Linked DNA regions of Mus musculus: region 2 is linked to region 1. The links are chromatin loops, found by intact Hi-C in ENCODE. Cell type or tissue: gastrocnemius. All regions are shown on one strand. Each heading gives the region's core, and the rest is flanking DNA. Links, peaks and the distances in the headings are about the cores only. Region 1 overlaps Dlc1 (deleted in liver cancer 1). Region 2 has its middle 80 kb from the start of Trmt9b.

Region 1 (9,847 bases), core at 1,702-6,701:
AAGTATTTCTCTCACAATGTGTCAACAGAATGGTTTCTACTTTCAGGATCTCTGTAAGGAGTAGTAAGAGGACTGGAGTTGTGAAATGGAAATTGACATGGGGATTAGTTTGCTAAGGATTATATGAAATGGAATGCAGATTGAATCAATACAAACTCATTATTGGAACAGGAAGACATTTGTCCCAGTTGAAGAAAATATTGAAAGTGTCTGAACACAGATTTAGTGTGTGCATCCAAATGTGGCAAGAGTTTAATGCTAGAGAAAATATGAGATGCATCTTGAACATGGGGAATTTGGCAAGTCTTATTTAGGAAACTGAAAGAGTCTCAGATGATAATTAGTCTTTTGACAAGATAAAGTATAAATGAGTGGGAATTAGATAAAAGAACATGAATTAGAAATATGAGGGGGATTTTTCTTAATATGTGAGTTGTCTACATAAACTTAGAGTGGAGAAATAACAGATTTTGGTTCATTCTTGAAAACTTTTCAAAGAAGCCTAAATAGCATCTGACAATTTTAAAAGTCACCTGTCTCTAATCCAAAGAGGATTCTACACAAGCACAGAGATTTCTGTGCCAGTCCTCGGGGCTACAACACAAAAGGTTTAGAAGTAGCATTGTACAAATGGAAGCTGAGAGCAACCGTTTGACTGAGATAGAAGAACAGCATAGGGAAGTCAATCCGAAGAGGAGGTTAGCACACTGACTTCTGGCAGATGTTGGCATGTCATCCAGGAAGCCAGGACAGAAACTTTGATATTATTGTCTGTTCTCTCTCTTCTCTTGTGGGGGCAGGAGCTGTGTCTCGAGGGTTGAGCACTGCTTGCTCTTCCAAAAGTTTTGATTCTTTCTTCTTCTCATGCTTTTGGCTCTTTCCTCTGAAGCTAAGTTTAACAGGAAATTGCCCAAGATCCTGACTGAGAGTTACGGGAGCAAAAGACAAGGATGGGAGCAGAGATGTCAAAATACACACAACCGCACATCCACGAGTATATATGCACATCGGGCATACCTCCCTATAACTCTCAAGTTATGAGGAGCAAAGACACTACTGCAGGAATTCCCTTCCATTTTGAAAGAGCTTCCTGGTGCCCAGAAAGGGTTAAGGAAGGATACACCTTTGTACCTGATTGTCTTCAGCCAAGTAAAGCAAAGCCACACATGCACGCAGCCTTGTTCTTGACTGTTCAAGTTGTAGTTCTGCTGCCAATTGTGAAGGGTTCCAAGCAAAACCCATGTTGCAATCGCCGAATATTGAGAAATGTTTGAGTTCGCTTGGCAGGCTAGACAGAGATGGTTCTGCAAGAGACTATTGGAAAACAAAGGTCTAAGAGTCTTTCTCATGGTGTTTTAGTATTTGCTGGTGTTTGTTTGGTTTGCTATTTTATTTTTGTTTCGTGGAGAGAGCATGTGAAAATACTTTAACCAATGACCTTAGATTCAGTATCATAGCAAAAGAATTCGCATTAATTTACTCCTCACCTCTCCCGGGCTTTTAGTATAATAGAAAGAGGGATGTTTTTTCAGAAGAAGAGCTAGGGTCAATTTCTACTTCAGTTTTATGATCTGGGGAGAATTAATTACCTGAGTGTCAGCGCATTAATCCGTCAAGTAGGGGTAATTGTATACTAGGTAGCTTCAAGGTTCGCAAGAAGTCCGAAGACTAAATGTAAATGCTTAGCATTCCTTTTGTGGATGACAGGCTGAGTTCTTACAGCACTTGCTTAGAGAACACAGTGCAGAAGCAGTCAGGAAACAAGGGCACTGCCCTCAGGGAGCAAGTATTCCAAGCAGCAAATCCCCTAACTACAAAGAAACTCTAAGGAAAACATCAAGTTGCAGGTTAGCTGTGTGGGTTGTCATTGTAGATTTTAACAAAATTAGGACTTAGAATTGACTATAAGATGGTCTGGTTGATGTTTAGGTTCTACATAAATGTACAGGTTTACCATCATGGTTGAGTCCAACACTAATCCCATGCCTTGAGTAGTGTGGGACTGGTTTGCATAGTGCTGAATAAAGGACACCAGGCCTCATGAAAAGAGAAAAACAGAAGTACCTACTGGAGAAAGTAGACATGAGCTAGCTAAGCGTATGATAGGACAATTTACAAAGGCCTCTCTGGGACCTTGGAATGCTTATCTGATGAGAAGCCAACTTCATGGATGAAAAGAGCCAAGAGAAGAGAATTTCAGACAGAAAAATATCCAGGGCAAAGACAGGAGACAGGAAAGACCATAGAATGCTTTAGCAATGGAATGGGATCCGTGTGGTGGTCCACAGAGTAACAGCCAAATCATACAGATGTGGAGGCAGACATTAGGGTAAGTGTGAGTTTTGTTCTCAGCACTGTGCAAGTGTCTTTTTCTTCTTCCTGTTGATATCTTAGTTCCCATAACTCTGTTAACATCCATTTGATAATTAGGCAGCAATATTGGGGGACAGATAATTTAATCTCATATTATTAACAATATATGTCCATACTCAGAAGTGGAAAGGATGTAAGCTAATAACCGAGGTGAACAGACTACCCTACCCGGGATCCATCCCATAATCAGCCAGCAAACCCAGATACTATTACATACGCCAGCAAGATTTTGCTGAAAGGACCCTGATATAGCTATCTTGAGTGAGGCTATGCCAGTGCCTGGCAAATACAGAAGTGGATTCTCACAGTCATCTATAAGATGGAGCACAGGGCCCCCAATGGAGAAGCTAGAAAAAGTACCCAAGGTGCTAAAGGGGTCTGCAACCCTATAGGTGGAACAACAATATGAACTTACCAGTGTCCCCTAGAGCTCATGTCTCTAGCTTCATATGTAGCAGAAGATGGCCTAGTTAGCCATCATTGGGAAGACAGGCCCCTTGGTCTTGCAAACTTTATATGCCCCAGAACAGGGGAATGCCAGGGCCAAGAAGTGGGAGTAGGTGGGTAGGGGAGCAGGGCAGAGGGAGGGTATAGGGAACTTTTGGGATAGCATTTTAAATGTAAATAAAGAAAATATCTAATAAAAATAAAAGAATTCACCTGGAATTCCTGGCTCATCCCTGACATCATTAAACAGCTAAATCTGACACCATATGTTATAGCCTGTCCAGAGGTTAACTGTACCATGTCGAGTATGCTAATTTCACACTCTTGTCCCCCACTAAGAAAATTTTCCCTAAACTAGACTTTGTGGTACTGTGGGTCTCCAGTTTAACTAGACAGCATCTAGAAAGCCACAGGCTTTTTCCTGTTCAGCCTCTAAACTGGTGGTTCTCAACCTATGGATTGTAACCCCTTTGGCAAACATTTATCTCCAAAGATATTTATATTACAATTCCTAATAGTAGCAAAATTACAGTTATGAAGAATTATATGGTTGGGGATCACCATATCCTGAGTAACTGTGCGAAAGGGTCACAGCATTAGGAAGATTGGGAACCAGTGCTCTACAGCCTATAAAGTGGCATTGCAGTCACTGTCTCCGGTTTTTGTCTCAACTTCTGAGACATACTTAAGCTACATACTGCTGTTGAGTCTCTGCCTTGTTGACTGATGCAAATTAAGCCATTTTCCTCCTTCAGACCATGAAGCTGCAAAGAGCTGCTATTCTCTAAACTGTTTACTGGTTAACATTCATTGAATCCAACTGCTCTTTAGCTTGGGTTTGATTGGTTGGTTGGTTCGTTGGTTGGTTAGCTGGTTGGTTGGTTGGTTGGTTGGTTGGTTGGTTGGATGGATGGATGGATGGTTTCAGGAAATGCCTTCTTCCTTTCCTTCACTCATTCAAAAGTACAATAGTGTCTCATTACTTAAATTTACACTCTCTACTCCTCTCCCCCAAATCATGGCAACATTCATTTTTAATGTTATGTAAAATTTTTGTTTTTGATAAATAGCTAAGTATATTTTGAAAATTCCTTGAAGAATTTTGCAAAAGTCCTTGGATAACTGGAAATAGTCTTGGGTGTCCCAACACCTGCCTTAGCAAGGCTGTTACAAGCAGATGTCAACACTGGGGCTCGGGTTGAAGCTTCTTCCTCAGGAGCTGTGCTTCCCAGCACACTTCACTCTCTCCTGATAATCAAGGTTCACAGACTGCGAGCAGAGCTGCAGGTGTGCAATGTCAGTAGAACTGGGCCTTTAGTTCATAACTTTAGCCCCACATCTTTGAACTAAGTCCCTTCTGCCAGGTTTGTGTAGCATTGCCTGAGTGTAACATTATCCCATAAAGCCATAGTGGTGGTTTAAGAATACAAAACAAGCCATTGCAATTGCCAGGGGTTCCCAGTGAGCTTATGAGGCAAGCTTTGTAATGAAGACTAGAGGAATGAAAATAAGAAATGTTTTAAAATATGATCTGTAACTGTTTGGGTTTTATATGACAAAATAGGCTTTTACGTTTCAAATAGTTTTGTTAACAAATACCTTTGAAAATTCATAAGCTCGTCGGGATCACACACCATGAATTTTAGTAACACTTGACAGAAGTGCTCAAGTGAAGAAAATGAGAAGGACTTGATGTTCTTCAGTGATTGGGTTAGACTGAGAGGAACACCTTCATGTCTCTCTGTCTTCCTTTCTCTTTGTTAACATATGCATTTGGCTCCGGCTTCACAGCAGTGTCATGCTCTGATCTTTAGGACATTGTCATCATGTGCTTTCTGGTGGGGTTACTTGGGAAAGAAGAGCTGACAAAAATGGAAGAATATTTTGATATATATGAGTGTGTGTATACACATCACGTAAACATTTGTGAACGTACCACATAAACATTTATGAATATATTTCAATATGCATGTATATACATATATAGTACAAGAAATATAGAAAACAATTTATTAATAATCTGTATGGTAATAATTAATAATTTATACTTTGTCTGGTAAGCAGAAAGAAAAGAAAAAATACTTACCCGGAATAACAAAGGACTTTTGGTTCTAAGTAAGAATACCAAAAACATCGCCACCCCATTCATTGTTCTACATAGAAGTCATATACTGGAACCTTGGCAGTTTCATCCATTTGTAGGCAACAAAATGGATATTTCCAGATCACAGTCAGAGTGCCCATGAAATCCTTCAGGTTGTCTGTTTCCAAATATGTCTAGAATGGACAAAGGCTTGTGATATCAGTAGCTTTGTTCCAAAAGAATTTTAGGTAAATGTGAGAATATTTGTTATTAAGAAAAATGTTGCAGGAAGACTAACACTTCAGGTTTCTGCCTAAAACGTTCTAGAAGGTTCCTCTCATTAAAGATATTATACAATTTTATGTCATTTTGAAAATTAAAGGGAATTATAAAATGAGATACATGATTTGTGAGAATGTGTCTGTATCTTATGAAATGTGCATCACAAACAGAATTTATATATTTTAATTGGATGTTTCTAATTGCTTGAAAATATTTTCAACAAGTTACAAAATGTCTAATTATTAACTCCAGATATTCATGCAGCTTTGGGAGGTGCCGATATTTATCGTCTGTCTGGACTTTCATTAAGTAGTCAACAAATCTCTCGCTAACCTCTCAATTATTGTAATTGTCAAAGAAGAAAATTCTGAAAACACAAAGAATGGGGATCCGACTCATGACATGAGAGTCATCTGTCTTAAAACTTTATTCTGAATTTCACAATTCTTGCTACACCATAAGGAAACTGCCAAAAGCAATAAAGTACAGAAGCACAATAAGAATGTGCCAGAGTTCAGGGAACAATTGTCCTGGGTTGAGCTTCATGACCTATAATCTGTTTAGGTCATCACTGACTACTATATAAAGCATCCCACAACGTGACCATGCTCATCTCTCACATGCTCCATTTGAAAGCCAGTATTTAACCAGGAAGAATTGACTTTGGGTGCTGAAGAGTTGGGAATCAATTGAGCCAATGATAAATGAACTAGTTTCCTCTGACATGCTCTATTTGAACCATGTGGGTATCAAACAGTGGATGAGGACATGGACTTTGCATCTAGGCAGGATTGTATGTAGCCACTCTGGCTCATGACTGTGAATGCTTTGTCCAAGATGACTTTCTGGAACTAGCATTTTAAGACTCAAGTGTAATCTGTGAGAAGATCGTAGCTGGTCACATGATCTTCTGAAATAAGTCTAAATTACTGGTTCACTAAAAAGTTAAATCTATCATGCGGGTCTAGTACAAGTGACTACCAATGCAGGATAGCTGCTGTATTAAAAGTGTTCTACACTTTACTATAGAGAAGCTACAAGTGTAGTAGAGACTATGAGCATAAAACTTAATTATGAAAACTAGCAAGGTGGCTCAGCAGATAAGGGTGCTTGTCACTGAGCCTGACAACCTGAGTTCTATCCCTGAGCTTCACATAATAGAGAGAACTAACTCCCTTGACCTCCATACTCAAACCATGTTTTCACATGCATACATACAGACAGACATACAGACATACAAACATACATACATACATACATACATACATACATACATACATAAACAACTTTTAAAACTGACTATAACATAATTTGTAAAGTATAATACAAGCCTTAGGAAAAATACTGAAGAAGCGAGAGAGGAATAATGAAGTCCCTTTGGTGGCATGTCAGGAGAAATGGTTAAACATTGAAATATAGCTGGCACGTAATTCACACAGTAGGAATATATGGTACAGGAAAAGGAGCGACAATTTGGCTGAAACAAAAACAATGGTCAGATTTGTGGAGCACTGTCTTGCCGAGGAATCCAAATAACTTTGGGTCTTAGCAATGGACTTTCTTCACTTTTCCAAGGAGGGTTGGATTAGGCAGCTTCTGAGTTCAGGGATAGGCCTAAAAGTCTAAATAAGATTGTGCTAAACCTTCAAGAGGAAATAGCCATATGGAAGCCGGCCAGATGATATCAGTTCCTATAAAGATAATACTAACTCACTGACTATTCCATTTTTTTTTTTTAGAAAAACCACTTCCTTGACATCAGCACAAAAGTGCTTAGATGAACACTTAAAAATGTCATTTTTTTTTAAATGGGTCAGTACTAGTTTGGCTTACGGATCCCAAAAGAATAGCTTTTGGTTTTGAGTAGAATTTCCCAAGAGGTTATTCTAGAGACTGGGAAGATGGCCTAATAGGTGAAGTGTTTGCTTGCCACAAAAGCATGAGGATCCAAGTTCAAATTCACAGCACGCATGCAAAAGCTAGATGTGGTGGCTGTGCCTGTGCCCCCAGCACTGGTGAGAGGTGAGAAGGAAGACAGACAGATCCCGGAAGCCCATGGACCAGCCAGCCTAGCTGAATGGATGAGCTGCGGGTTCAGTGACAAACCTTGTGGAAAGACACCCAACATTAACCTCTGGCTCAGGCGTGCATACACACACACACACACACACACACACACACACACACACACAGTTTTTATGTTACTATAACATGATTCCTCCCATAATGCATATACTAAAGCCCTCCCCCGCCACGTGACTTGAGTTTGAGTATGAAAATAAGTTTCAATGAAGCCTTAAGGTAGGACCCTGATATGATATGTTAGTTATTAAGAGACACAAGCACTCTGCTCAACACCTTGGACCACATTTCCAGGAAAGGTCATGTGAAGATGCAGACAAGGGTGACATTCCCAAGGCCAGAGAAAGGGCTTTTGCTGAACACTGAACTATTGTCTCTTGGTTATAGACTCCAAGCCTCCAAGCACATGAAAAAAGTCCTTTTTCTCGTCCATCCACCCCATGATCTCTTATTATGCATCCCACATTGGTGGAGACAGATGATAACAGAATGCACTGTTTTCAGCAAGGATAAACTGTTTATATCTATCAAGTTCCAGTATAAAAGCCCACTGAAACATAATTATAATATTTTGAACATGTGGGTTATTTTTCCTATATGGCAGTTATTGGGTTCTAAATTTAGCATGATTTTAATTACCCATACAGCAATGTGATAATATCAATGGTCTTAGGGTTGCTCTCTTGTTATTCCATTTGGAACCATGACATTGATTGATCTAAAACATTTTTTTCTTTCCATGTATCTGAACTTTACCAATGAATTAAGAATATTTGGCATTCAAAATGAGCAAGCAAAAAAAAAAGTGAAACACAATCACTCTTTTGTGTAAGATCAATGATTTTTTTTTCAACCAAAGCAAGCTAATGAGTATACTGCATAAATGAATTTCAGTCCACACAAGCTTAGGTTAAATTTTTTAACTGTGGGCTGGAGAGATGGCTCTGTGGTTAAGAGCACTGACTGCTATTCCAGAGGTCCTGAGTTCAAATCCCAGAAACCACATGGTGGCTCACAACCATCGGTAATGAGAGTTGATGCCCTCTTTTGGTGTGTCTGAAGACAGCTACAGTGTACTTACATATAATAAATAAATCTTTTTAAAAATTAAAAAACAAACAAACAGATAAAACCCTCATTGGTTAAAAAAAAAACTGCTAAGGGCATCCTGTCTACTACTTTTTCAAATATCCTTGGTAACTGATGTTACCATCCACTCAGTCAACACCTACTTATTGCCAGATACAATGTTGAACACTAGAAATAGACAAAGGCAAAGAGACTGAACTGCTTCTCTGCTATCTGTACCCCAAAGTCAAGCTTATAAGATAACAAAATTGCAAAAGGTTTGCAGCTATGCAGCAGGTTAAAGACTGAGATAGGAGCAGTGGAGGCTGCTGTGGGTGCTGGTAAGAGCACCTAACTAGTTCTTTTGGCTCTCGAGAAATGCCTTAGCTAAACGAAGCCTGAAAGGAAGTTATCATATCTAAGGTACAAGTAACTATGTCAAGTGTAGACATGTTATCTAATAGAAATTAGCCAATCAAAGTCCTAGGGAATGTGATTATATATTACACAGTAAACATCGTGTTGAAGTCTCAAAGGATAGAGCACAGCCAATTAGAGACTCAAAATACCTGGAGGGGGAAGCCCAAAGGTTGACATGGAAAAGCAGATATTGGTGGTAAGGCAAAAGACATCCATAACATAATTTACTTCAACCATCGTCACAAAGAACATCAGCTACAACATCTACTTCCTGGGTACAGAATATGAGGAGGTCATAGGTGCTGGAAGAAAAGTCCTTTTGCTACAAAAACACAGAGTGATGGGCCATGAGATTTTTTGTGGTTATGAGTTAAAGCATGTTTTCTTCTCTGACTCACAAGAACTTCCACACTGTAGTTAAGAGAAAGGTGTTCCTACGAGAATCTGTGTATTAGCTTTCTATTTCTATGACAAAATGCCAGAGATGATCAACATAAACAGCTTCTTAGGCTCACAGTTTTGAAATTATAGTTCATAATCCACTGGCCCTTGTTTCAGGGTCCTCAGAAAAGTGTGACATCATGACTGTACTGTGACAGAGGAAGAGGCTCAGTTCACAGCAGCCTGCTGAGGAGGAAGTAGGGAATCTCATTTCCTCTAATGAACTGTATTTCTTCCATTAGACTGCACCTTCTAAAGAGTCTATCATGCTCCCATATTACAACAGGTTTAACATTTGTCCAAACCACAGTATCTAGCTAACTACCCTGACCATCCATCCATCTCCCTTCCTCTTCAAGGAGTGTCTAGGAGAAACAGGTCTCCCATGACTTGACCTTTGTAACCTGTCTGGTTTGTAGCCTAATAGGTCATCGCCTCTTCTAGCCGTATTTTAGGACAATATAGTCAGTGTTAACAAGAACAACTAAGCCCTTCCAGTCAGCACCAGCACCGGGTCACCTTGAACTCGGAGTCAGCGGACACCTCGAGGTCCCTAGAGGACTCTCCACACGATCTTAGGACCTCTGGTGAGTGGAACACAACTTCTGTTCCATTCCAATCATGCAGGACCTGAGACAGCATTAGGGAAGC
Region 2 (9,847 bases), core at 3,211-8,210, 280 kb after region 1:
TGGGAACACTTCATGGCAGAGGATTATCATCTCTGTTTAGCAGGTCCTGCCTAACCCAGTATTTTCTTGGCTTTGTTTTAGATCCACTCTCTTCTGCAGCATCAAATGGAAGGTTCATGCACTCATCAAAGCCAGCAGAACAACCCTCCATCCTCCTGCTGCTCATGGAGCCACGCTGGAATGTGGCACACATTCTGAAGTAGCAGAAGATGAGGTTGGCGAGCTCCACCATCACATCCTGCATGGCCCTGGGCATGGTACACAATGGTGGAATCTCACCATGAGTTCAGTTCCACTGTCTGCAAGTCAGAAGCTGTACTCTTTGACTGTATGTATATTCATTTCAAATAACCACATCCAGAAGCAGCTCTAGGAAGGTGTAAGAGACATACGGAAATTGCCAGACTCGTACCTTAATTATTTGGCACAGCCAGTTGCGAGTTTAGGAAAGAAAACAAGCACATGAAGGAAAACATTTGGAAGCTTGCGTCCTTTTGTATAAAATCCTCATGGTGGATGAAAGAGAAGGTAAAGGTGGATCCATCTCTGAGAACTGAACCAGGTGTTGACCTAATGTCTGCTTATGGAGATGTTTGAAGGAAACCCGCACCATTGGTGATAACAAGCTCAGAGCTGAGGAATCATAACTTGGTTAAGGGTCTTTAAATGGACTAGATCTGCTTGAAAATTGTAGGCATACATTTTTTTTGCAACCTACTTTTAACCAGGGTATGCGCATATCTACACAGCATTGTACTGGCTGGTTTTGTGTGTCAACTTGATACAGCTGGAGTTATCACAAAGAAAAGAGCTTCAGTTGAGGAAATGCCTCCATGAGATCCAACTGTAAGGCATTGTCTCAATTAGTGATCAAGGGGAGAGGTCCCCTTGTGGGTGGTGCCATCCCTGGGCTGGTAGTCTTGGTTCTATAAGAGAGCAGGCTGAGCAAGCCAGGGGAAGCAAGCCATTAAGGAACATCCCTCCATGGCCTCTGCATCAGCTCCTGCTTCCTGACCTGCTTGAGTTCCAGTCCTGACTTCCTTGGTGATGAACAGCAGTATGGAAGTGTAAGCTGAATAAACCCTTTCCTCCCCAACTTGCTTCTTGGTCATGATGTTTGTGCAGGAATAGAAACCCTGACTAAGACACCCCTGCTATGTGGAGGTCAGACAACTACATGTAGGAGCTCTTGAACATGGAGGCAGAAGGATTGTAGTTCAAGGGCAGCCTGAGCTGCCTCAAAAAACCAAACAAAAGCAATGAAATTCTTTGTATTTGCTGTCCCCTGTCTTCCTCAATGCCCCATTTACAGAGGGAGAGACCTAGGCATGTATCCCTCAAATGACCCACATGCTGTCCCCTCTGTGTCACTGAGAGTTGTCAAGTCTCATTGAGCCTCACAAGCACTCGTGCGTCGATTCTGGTTTAGCTAAGGACTCCTGCTTCTGCTGGAGCAGCAGCCTAAATACACAGTGCAAGTGCATGCTGGGAGTCCCCAGGCAGGCTTGCCGGATGCTTCCTTCTTTGGTTGTCCAAAGCCAAAGGGAATTGACCACAACACACAGCCTCAGCCTCTTCCTACCTATCTTGCTTGTTGGCTACCCTCTACTGAGGCCTGAATGGACAGTTACAAAACAGAAGGCGTTTTGTCTAAAAATAACCGGGCTGATTCCATGCAATAGAAGTTATACACGGGCTAATATCTTATGCCTCTCTATTTCTCTTCTCTGTGAGTTTTATGATACTGGGGAAATGGAAGGAAAATATTTGAACAGTGAGGGTTTGAGCCACATAGATCTTCCTTGTTCTCATTCACGCCTGTGACTTTAACCAGATGGTGTTAATGGGCCTTTCTGATTGCAGGCCCATTTCCTTCTTCACCTACCACTAGGTCCATTAGGGATGATACATCCATGTTTAAACAGTTAGGTGACTGGCACGGAGGTAGCAGAGGGGAAGTCCTGGTTTTTCTGAGATAAAGATAAAGTCCTGTTTCTTCTTCTTAAAGATAAAGAGCATCTTCCCTCCTCTGTCATCGCCAGCGCTCACCACTGATAGGGATACTAAGAAACTGGCATAGTGGACTTGATTTTGTTTTTAATTCTTAAAGAGGTTTTTCTTTCTCGCTCGGAGACAGGGTTTCTCTTGTAGCTTGGGTTGTCCTGGAACTCCCTCTGTAGCCCAGGCTAGCCTAGAAATCACAGAACACAGGTGCCTCTGCTTCCCAAGTGCTGAGATTAAAGGAATGTGTGTACATTATCCAGCAATTTTAGAAGTTTTTAGTTGAGAATTTTATTTACCAGTACTGTATGTATACCATTTCCTCTCCCCCTTCGCTCCTTCCAACTCCTCCCAAGTTCTTCTTCCCTCTCAAATTCATGACCTTGTTATTATCGTTAATATTACTTACATATAAATATGTACACAAATATACATACAACCTGCTAAGTCCCTTTGTATGTGTTTTTTGTTTTGTTTTGTGTTTGTTTTTCAAGGCAGGGTTTCTCTGTATAGCCCTGGATGTCCTGGAACTCGATTTGTAGACCAGGCTGGCCTCGAACTCAGAAATCTGTCTGCCTCTGCCTTCTGAGTGCTGGGATTAAAGGCATGTGCCACCATGCCCGGCCCTTTGTATGTGTTTAAAGGTGACTCCTTGAGGACTTGTTCTTAAAGAGGTCTAACTCTCCCTTTCTTGGCAACCATTAGTTGCCTGTAGTTCTTCATCTAGTAGAGGGTCCTTTCGAGATTTGCCCATCCACATTAACTCGTGCCGTGTAGGTTTTGTTCAGGAAGCCACCATGTCGGGGTTCCATGGGTGCAGCTCCCTGTCACACAGAGATGACACTGTAGACTTTGAAAGGAGATTTTTCTAGCAGTCTGTTGTAAGGTACTACTATTCTCCCATCCAAAGCAGGACCATCTCTATGAGATCAGCGGTGTCTACCTGAAAGGATCCATTGGGATGAGGCAAACTTGGCATCCCCTCAGCGAATGAGAGGATGGGAAGCATCAGTAGACCCTCAGAAGGTCACTGCTCGCTCCCCTTTGTATGCCGTTGTTCCCTAATCAGATTCAACTTCAAGGTCTGAGCCGGATCCTGGAGTGCACATGCTGAGGTTCGATCTGTTGCTCTGTATTGTGATGTTAAGTTCTAACCCGGAAGATCTAGACCTAGGAATGACTTCTGTTTACAAGCCTCTGTTGTGCAAACCTTGTTCCTTGATTTAAAACTATTGGCCAAATAAAAATGGCTACAACCAGTTACCGGAGGAGGGATTAGAGGTAGGTGGGTTTGGAGTGACCTGGTTGGGGGAAGCAGACAAGGAGAAAGAGAGGGAGGAGAGGAGCAAGCCGTAATGAGGGGAGGTGGACCATGAGCACCTGGCCAGGAGAAACAGCAAGTATTTGGGGTACACCGCTGGGGAGGTAGCCAGACCAGCAGTTAGAAGAGTAGACTCCAGATGACCCCCCAATAGTTGTCAGAGCCAAATAAAATAACCATAGTCTGAGTCTCCTTTATTTGTAAGCTGGTTGGGGGTAAGTGTAAGGTGGTTGTACTACATTTCTGAGCTGGAGAAGATGAGGGAATAAGACTTTATCTATGCAGCCATTGAGGGGAGCCATCATCCATCAGGATACAGCCCTTCCAGGGTTCCTGCATTAGGATCACCCGCACATCTGCTAAGGATCACGCGAGATCTTTGAGTAAGCCTAATAAATCCAGTGTTTCCCAGGGTGAACTGTTGAGGAGACAAACATCGGTTGGTCACTGGGAATCTTCTTAAGAAAGGGTAAACTCTTCCCTGGGAGAAAACCATGGCAGCACATCCTTGCAATGAGACCTGCTGGGGTTAGAGGAATTACCTCCAGAGGGAGCAAGTGAAGTCTATGAAGACACCACGGAGCTTCAGTGAGGCAGAGAAGAGGAAGTAAAGAGAGGGCACCTCGGGAAAGGCAAGTGAAGGCTGGGGGCAATGGCCACTCAGCCTGAAGAAAAAGACCAGCCTCAAAAGCCAATACCAGCAGGGCTGTGGGTGTGCCTTAGACAGAGCATTCCCCCGCGAGAGCAAGACCATAGATTCAATCCCTGGTGCTGAAGGGGGAAATGGCCTGGCATAGTGGTGTGTGACTATAATCCCCTATACTCAAGGTGCTGAGGCAGGAAGATACTGAGTTTGGGGCCAGCTTGGGCTACATACAGAGACTAAATCTCAAACAAAATAAAACAACCAGAATGTAAACAAACAAACAAACAATTAGCTTGGAAAAGGGCATCTTGCTGCTAAGGACATTTCCTCTTCCCTGAAGAACAACTGCATCTTGCTGAGGTAAAGAGAGAATGAAAACAAGCCAGAAATTAACCTCTCCTCTCCTCTCCTCTCCTCTCCTCTCCTCTCCTCTCCTCTCCTCTCCTCTCCTCTCCTCTCCTCTCCTCTCCTCTCCTCTCCTCTCCTCTTCTTTTCTGAGACAGAGTCTTCTGTATGTAGCTTTGGATGTCCTGGAATTCTCTGTGTACATCCAGCTGGCCTAGAACTCACAGACACCCACCTACCTCTGCCTCCTGAGTGCCGGCCGGTATCAAAGGCATGCACCGGTACATCCAGCCAGAGAACATTTGTTGAGCAAGTGGTAGTAAGTGATGTGTGTGTGTGTAAGTGTGTTCTGTTATTGCTGAACTTATTATATTTGTTAGGTTTGGTCTAGATGCATGTGTTAGGTGAATCCTTGTCCAAGTGAAATATGGTAGTGTACTCTACGAGTGGCCTTGTTACACCCCTAGCAGGAGGGATAGACAGAGTCCCACCAGCATCATGCTCTATATGTTACCACAGGAGCAACAGCACTTCCCACACAAAGAACGCCACCTCTCTCCTTCCCTCTATCTTCCACCAGCCACAGGCAGAGCATGCAGCAGTGAGAGGTCAGGAATGGTGGTGAGAGGAATCTGGGGAGAATTTGATACCTAAAGGCCACTTGGGAAAGGTTAGACAGGGATAAACTCGTGACTGCAGTACTGAGGGTGTGGAGAAGGCAATCTGCCGCCCGCCCGAGGCTTGGTGGTAGGTGTAGGAGAAGGAAACGGGCCTGCAATCAGAAAGGTCCATTAACGCCATCTGGTTAAATTCACAGGCGTGAATGAGCACAAGGCAGACCTTTGAGGCTCAAACCCTCACTGTTCAAATATCTTCCCAGTATCATAAAACGCACAGAGAAGAGAAATAAACGGGTGAGAGATTAGCCCGTGCCTAACTTCTATTACATATATCTGCCCGATTATTTTCAGGCAAAAACCTCTTCTGTTTTGTAACTGCCCATCCAGGCCTCAGTAGAGGGTAGCAAGCACTGATAACACTCTGTAGGAAGAGGCTGAGGCTGTGTACATTGTGGTCAATTTCCTTTGGCTCTGGACAACCAAAGAAGGAAGCATCCTCTGGCAAGCTTGCCAGGAACTCCCAGCATGCATTTGTTCTGCTAATCTAAGCCGCTGTTCCAGCAGAAGTGGGACTGTTCTCCAAAATCAAGGTGAATAGTACTCGAGAAAAGGTGCCTGAGGCTGTCCTCTGGCCTCCACAGTCATGCACACTCAGTCATGGGCGCCTGACTAATGCGCATGCGCACAATGAACAAACGTGGAGGAAAACCTTTGTTAACTAAAATGAATCCACAGGGCCAGTGAAACGGCTCAGTGCATAAGGGTACTTGCTGCCAAGTAGGATGGCCGGATTTCAATTCCTAGGACTCACATGGTAGATGGAGAATATGGACTACACAAGTTGTCCTTTGACCTCCATGTACGTGTCTCTCTACACACAATAAAATAATGCAATTAAAAAGCTCTTTACTAAAGTGTGTGGTGGTGGTGCACACCTTTGATCCCAGCACTAGGGAGGCAGAGGTAGGGGGATCTCTGTGAGTTTGAGGCCAGCTTGGGCTACAGAGTGAATTCCAGGACAGCCATGAACATAACAGAGAAACCCTGTCTTGAAAAACAAACAAACAAACAAATAAAAAAATTGTTTTATTAAATCCCCACTTTTGAGTACATGTTTAATTGATATTCCATGTGACCACAGGGCAACTCCACAGCAAACATTCCTGTTGGACAGAAAGGCATGCTTGTTTTCAATGAGGAAAACACTTGCCTTGAGTTTTGTGTCAAGAGAGCTACTGTTTGGTTTTTATGGGTCGGCAACTTTTTGAGGAGGGAAGAATCTTTAGCTACTGAGACTTAGATGTTCCACCGCCAATTTCTCCCAGGAGAAAAGTGAGCTTGTCACCCCAACTTAAGGCCAGGTAGAATTGGTAGACAAAGATTAAATTTGAACTGGGGAGAACTTTTGAGGTATAGAAAACTTGGGCCTCAAGTGATCAGGGGCTCAGCTGTTCAGAGTAGTTTGACTCCAAACAACCACATTAGGTGACTCGTTCATAAGAGATCTAGGGGCCTCTCTAGGTACCTACACTCATGTGTTCCTGCACAAAGTGCACACACACACACACACACACACACACACACACACACACACACAAAAGCCATATCCCACAAGTGATCCAGACTATCCTCATGGGATTCTTGGTGACATTAATGAGTGTGGGCTTCTCACACAACGTGAGATGTTATACTCCAGACCTGATGCAGACAATGCAGTCTTGGAACCAGAGCAGCCATGGTTGCTAAGATGGGATCCTCACACGATGGGTCCTGCCACTGACATTCTCCCATGAAGGGAGGGAGGTCCATGAGGTAGCACATGAGGAGAAAACTGGTAGCTCAAAAGCCCACAGGAGATGGCACAAGACATAGGAGAGTCATGGCTCCTGGAGGGTGTCTAGACAATTAACAGTAATGGGGAGAAAAAAACTCTCTCTGGCGGGTATCATCTATGCTGCAGGACAGTGGTTCTCAACCTTCCCAACGCTGTGGCCCTTTAATACAGTGCCTCGTGTTGTGGTGACCCCAAACATAACATTTCCAATGCTACTTCATAACTGTCATCCTGCTGCTATTACAAACTGTTATATACATAGCCAATATGTGATCCCAAAGGGGTTGTAAGCACAGGTTGAGAACCACTCCTGGAGGGTCCCCTCATCTATATTTTTATAAGTCATCTCTATTAAGCCCATTGGTTTACCTCACTAGACCTGGATGGAATTGTTTTTTTGGTCATTGGTACCTTTTCTGTGGTGAATAGACATTTGTTCACATCTCCCCAGGAAAAGCTAATGGGACATTTAGTAAAATATATTTTAATTTAAAAAGCATATGTAGCTTGACCAATGTTTTCCAAAAGTTATTAAGTCATTCATGGCTAGGATCCAATACTTTATTATGAATACAATACTTTGGTAGGTTTTTTTTTTCTCTCTCTCTCTGATACATCTGAAATAAGAAACTCACTTTTAGCCTTTAATTTCAGTTCAAAAGTGTATGCTTAGGAAAAACAAAAGGGTCGGGCTGTGGTGGCGCACACCTTTATCCATCCCAGTACTCCAAAGGCCGGCAGATCTCTGAGTTCAAAGCCAGTCTGGTCTATAGAGTAAGTTTCAGATAGCCAGGTTAAACAAATTCTGTTTTGCAAAACTAAAATAAATAAACAAATAAATAAAAATTTAAAAATGCACAAAATTGTATTATCTGAAGTTTTTTTTTTTTTTTTGGTTTTTCGAGACAGGGTTTCTCTGTATAGCCCTGGCTGTCCTGGACCTCACTTTGTAGACCAGGCTGGCCTCGAACTCAGAAATCCGCCTGCCTCTGCCTCCCGAGTGCTGGGATTAAAGGCGCGCGCCACCACGCCCGGCCTTATCTGAAGTTTTAAGCACTCTTTAGGGTCTTGGAATGGAATGTATCTTTCCCCATAAAAGGCAATGGACTGCTTTATTAATAATCTACCTTAGAAATGTCTGTGAAATGTCTAGATATTTTTGTTGTCTTTGTTTAAAGAAACAAGGTCTCAAGTGACCTAGCTGACTTTGAACTTTCCACGTAGCAGAAGACAACTTGAACTCTCGAGCCTCCTGTCTCGTCCCCTCAAGGGCTGGCTGGGTCTCTAGGCCTGGTTTGTAATTTTCACCTTTTAAGAATACAGTGGGTTCTGAGATGGTAATGTATGTGTGTCTCAAAAGACCTGAATGCAAATGAGGCACCAGGTTCTTTTTTTCTTCTTCTCTTGAGACCAAGCCCCTGCCATTGAGACAAAGTGAACATTAAATGGGGGATAGGGGAGTGGGGGTGGGGGGATTGGGGTGGGAATAGCTTAAGGCTTACTTACAGAAATGATCCTTTGCTTTCCTAATGCTGTGACCCTTTTAATACAGTCCCTCATGTTGTGGTGACCCCAACCTTAAAATTATTTTTATTGCTACTCCATAACCATAATTTTGCTATTGCTATGAATGTTAATATAGATATCTGATATACAGGATATATAATATGTGACCCACAGGCTGAGAACAGCTAGTTTATGGGTCCCCTATGCCATAAACCACAGACTCTTAATTTCCTCACTGAAAAGGAGATATTCTGTGAGGCAATAGCTAACCCACTCCATTTTCATGTAAGAAACTCAAAACAGGCCACACCACCTTGTCCTATCCCAAGGCTTATTATGTAGGGGTAGCTACTAGGAGAGGTCCCTTCAAAATGTATTAGATGATAATTCAAAATATTAAGAGCAGTCGATATTGAATGGGGCTCTGAGCGGAGTTAATTCAAACGACTGCCATAAAAGGCTGTTTCCCTGGGCTGGCTAAGACAGTGATGTCACAGTTACCAAATTTCCTGCACGGTCAACAGGCCTCCCTTTAAACTTCTTGGATTCGGTCCTCTTCCTTAGGAAAAGATCACTGGTTAGCCTTTTTACTCCTTTGTGGTTGTATCCTGGCATTCTTTGTGAATATGGGGCAGATGTGTTAAATAGGGGCCAACAGCTGGAGTCAGGCTTCCTCTGTGAAGGCCCGCGGCAGGGCTCGGTTCCAGGCTGCCCTTTGATATGTTATCTGGGGCAGCAGTGACCAGGCACCGCCGAGGTTTCCAACGGCTTCCTTCAATTTCCTGTATTGTTATGATGGTGGATGTGTGTGCACACGGACACGTGTGTGCAGAGGAGAGAGGAGGCAAGGGGCGGCTTCTGCATGCATTTCATGAGTCTCTGCGAAAGGTTTTCAGCTAGACACGCGCGCCTAATGGAAAAAAAAAAAAAAAAGACACCAGTTAGCCGCAGCGAGGGTTCCTCACGTGGCTGCCACTAATTACCCGAGTGGATTTGGGCAAGGTAGTTCATCTTCAGGCTCAGGTCTGTTTCTGTCTGAGTCTCCTCCCGGCTCAGATTCTCTGGCTTCTGCTCAAAGGTTCACTTTCTGCTCCCCTGGGTTTGCTGTTCTGAAATCCTCGGTTCCCTCCCGTATGATCTGACACCGTGCGAGTCCATGTGTTCTTAGCCTTTGTATTCCCTTTAGTTAATTCTCTATTATCCTCTTGCATTTCCGTGCTTGGAGACCGTCTCCTCCGCGAGCCTTTATTACCCAGGCCCCATTGTCGCTACACAAATATTACAAATGTCAGGGCTTTATCTGCCAAGAAAGGCCACAATGTGTTTGCTTCCTGTTTTGTCCCTGGAGCTTCTAGAGTTTGGAGATTGGGTTTCGTCCTGACAAAGGTTGACCAGAGTCGCTGGGCTGCCTGTCACTTATCCAGCTCTGTTCTGTTCTTATTACATTCAATTAGGTTTAAGTGTGCACCCGTGGCATTTTTAATTCATCTGTGTCTTTATCCGAGTAGGAACATTTAAAATAGAACCAAATAGGAAACTTGTTTGACAGCCTTTGATTGTCCCACCCTGACGGC

What was found. Peaks named below come from ENCODE experiments on the same cell type or tissue, not always from the same donor. Only the 100,000 strongest peaks of a DNase experiment are listed, where the experiment ranks them.
Region 2: it touches region 1 in a loop (4-fold over the local background); 2 of 42 quality-filtered maps call a loop at or near these places.

Annotation. Positions count from the first base shown.
Region 1 is chr8:36,812,124-36,821,970 of GRCm38, reverse strand. The region is part of intron 4 of Dlc1 (deleted in liver cancer 1); the gene reads left to right. Among named protein-coding and RNA genes, the nearest start is that of Dlc1, 140 kb to the left of the region's middle. In gastrocnemius, for the core only: no CTCF peak of the experiment used is centred there; no DNase peak of the experiment used is centred there; H3K27ac peaks cover 731 bases.
Region 2 is chr8:36,532,738-36,542,584 of GRCm38, reverse strand. No RefSeq gene overlaps it. Among named protein-coding and RNA genes, the nearest start is that of Trmt9b, 80 kb to the right of the region's middle. In gastrocnemius, for the core only: no CTCF peak of the experiment used is centred there; DNase peaks (open chromatin) are centred at 5,048, 5,472 and 5,680; H3K27ac peaks cover 1,721 bases.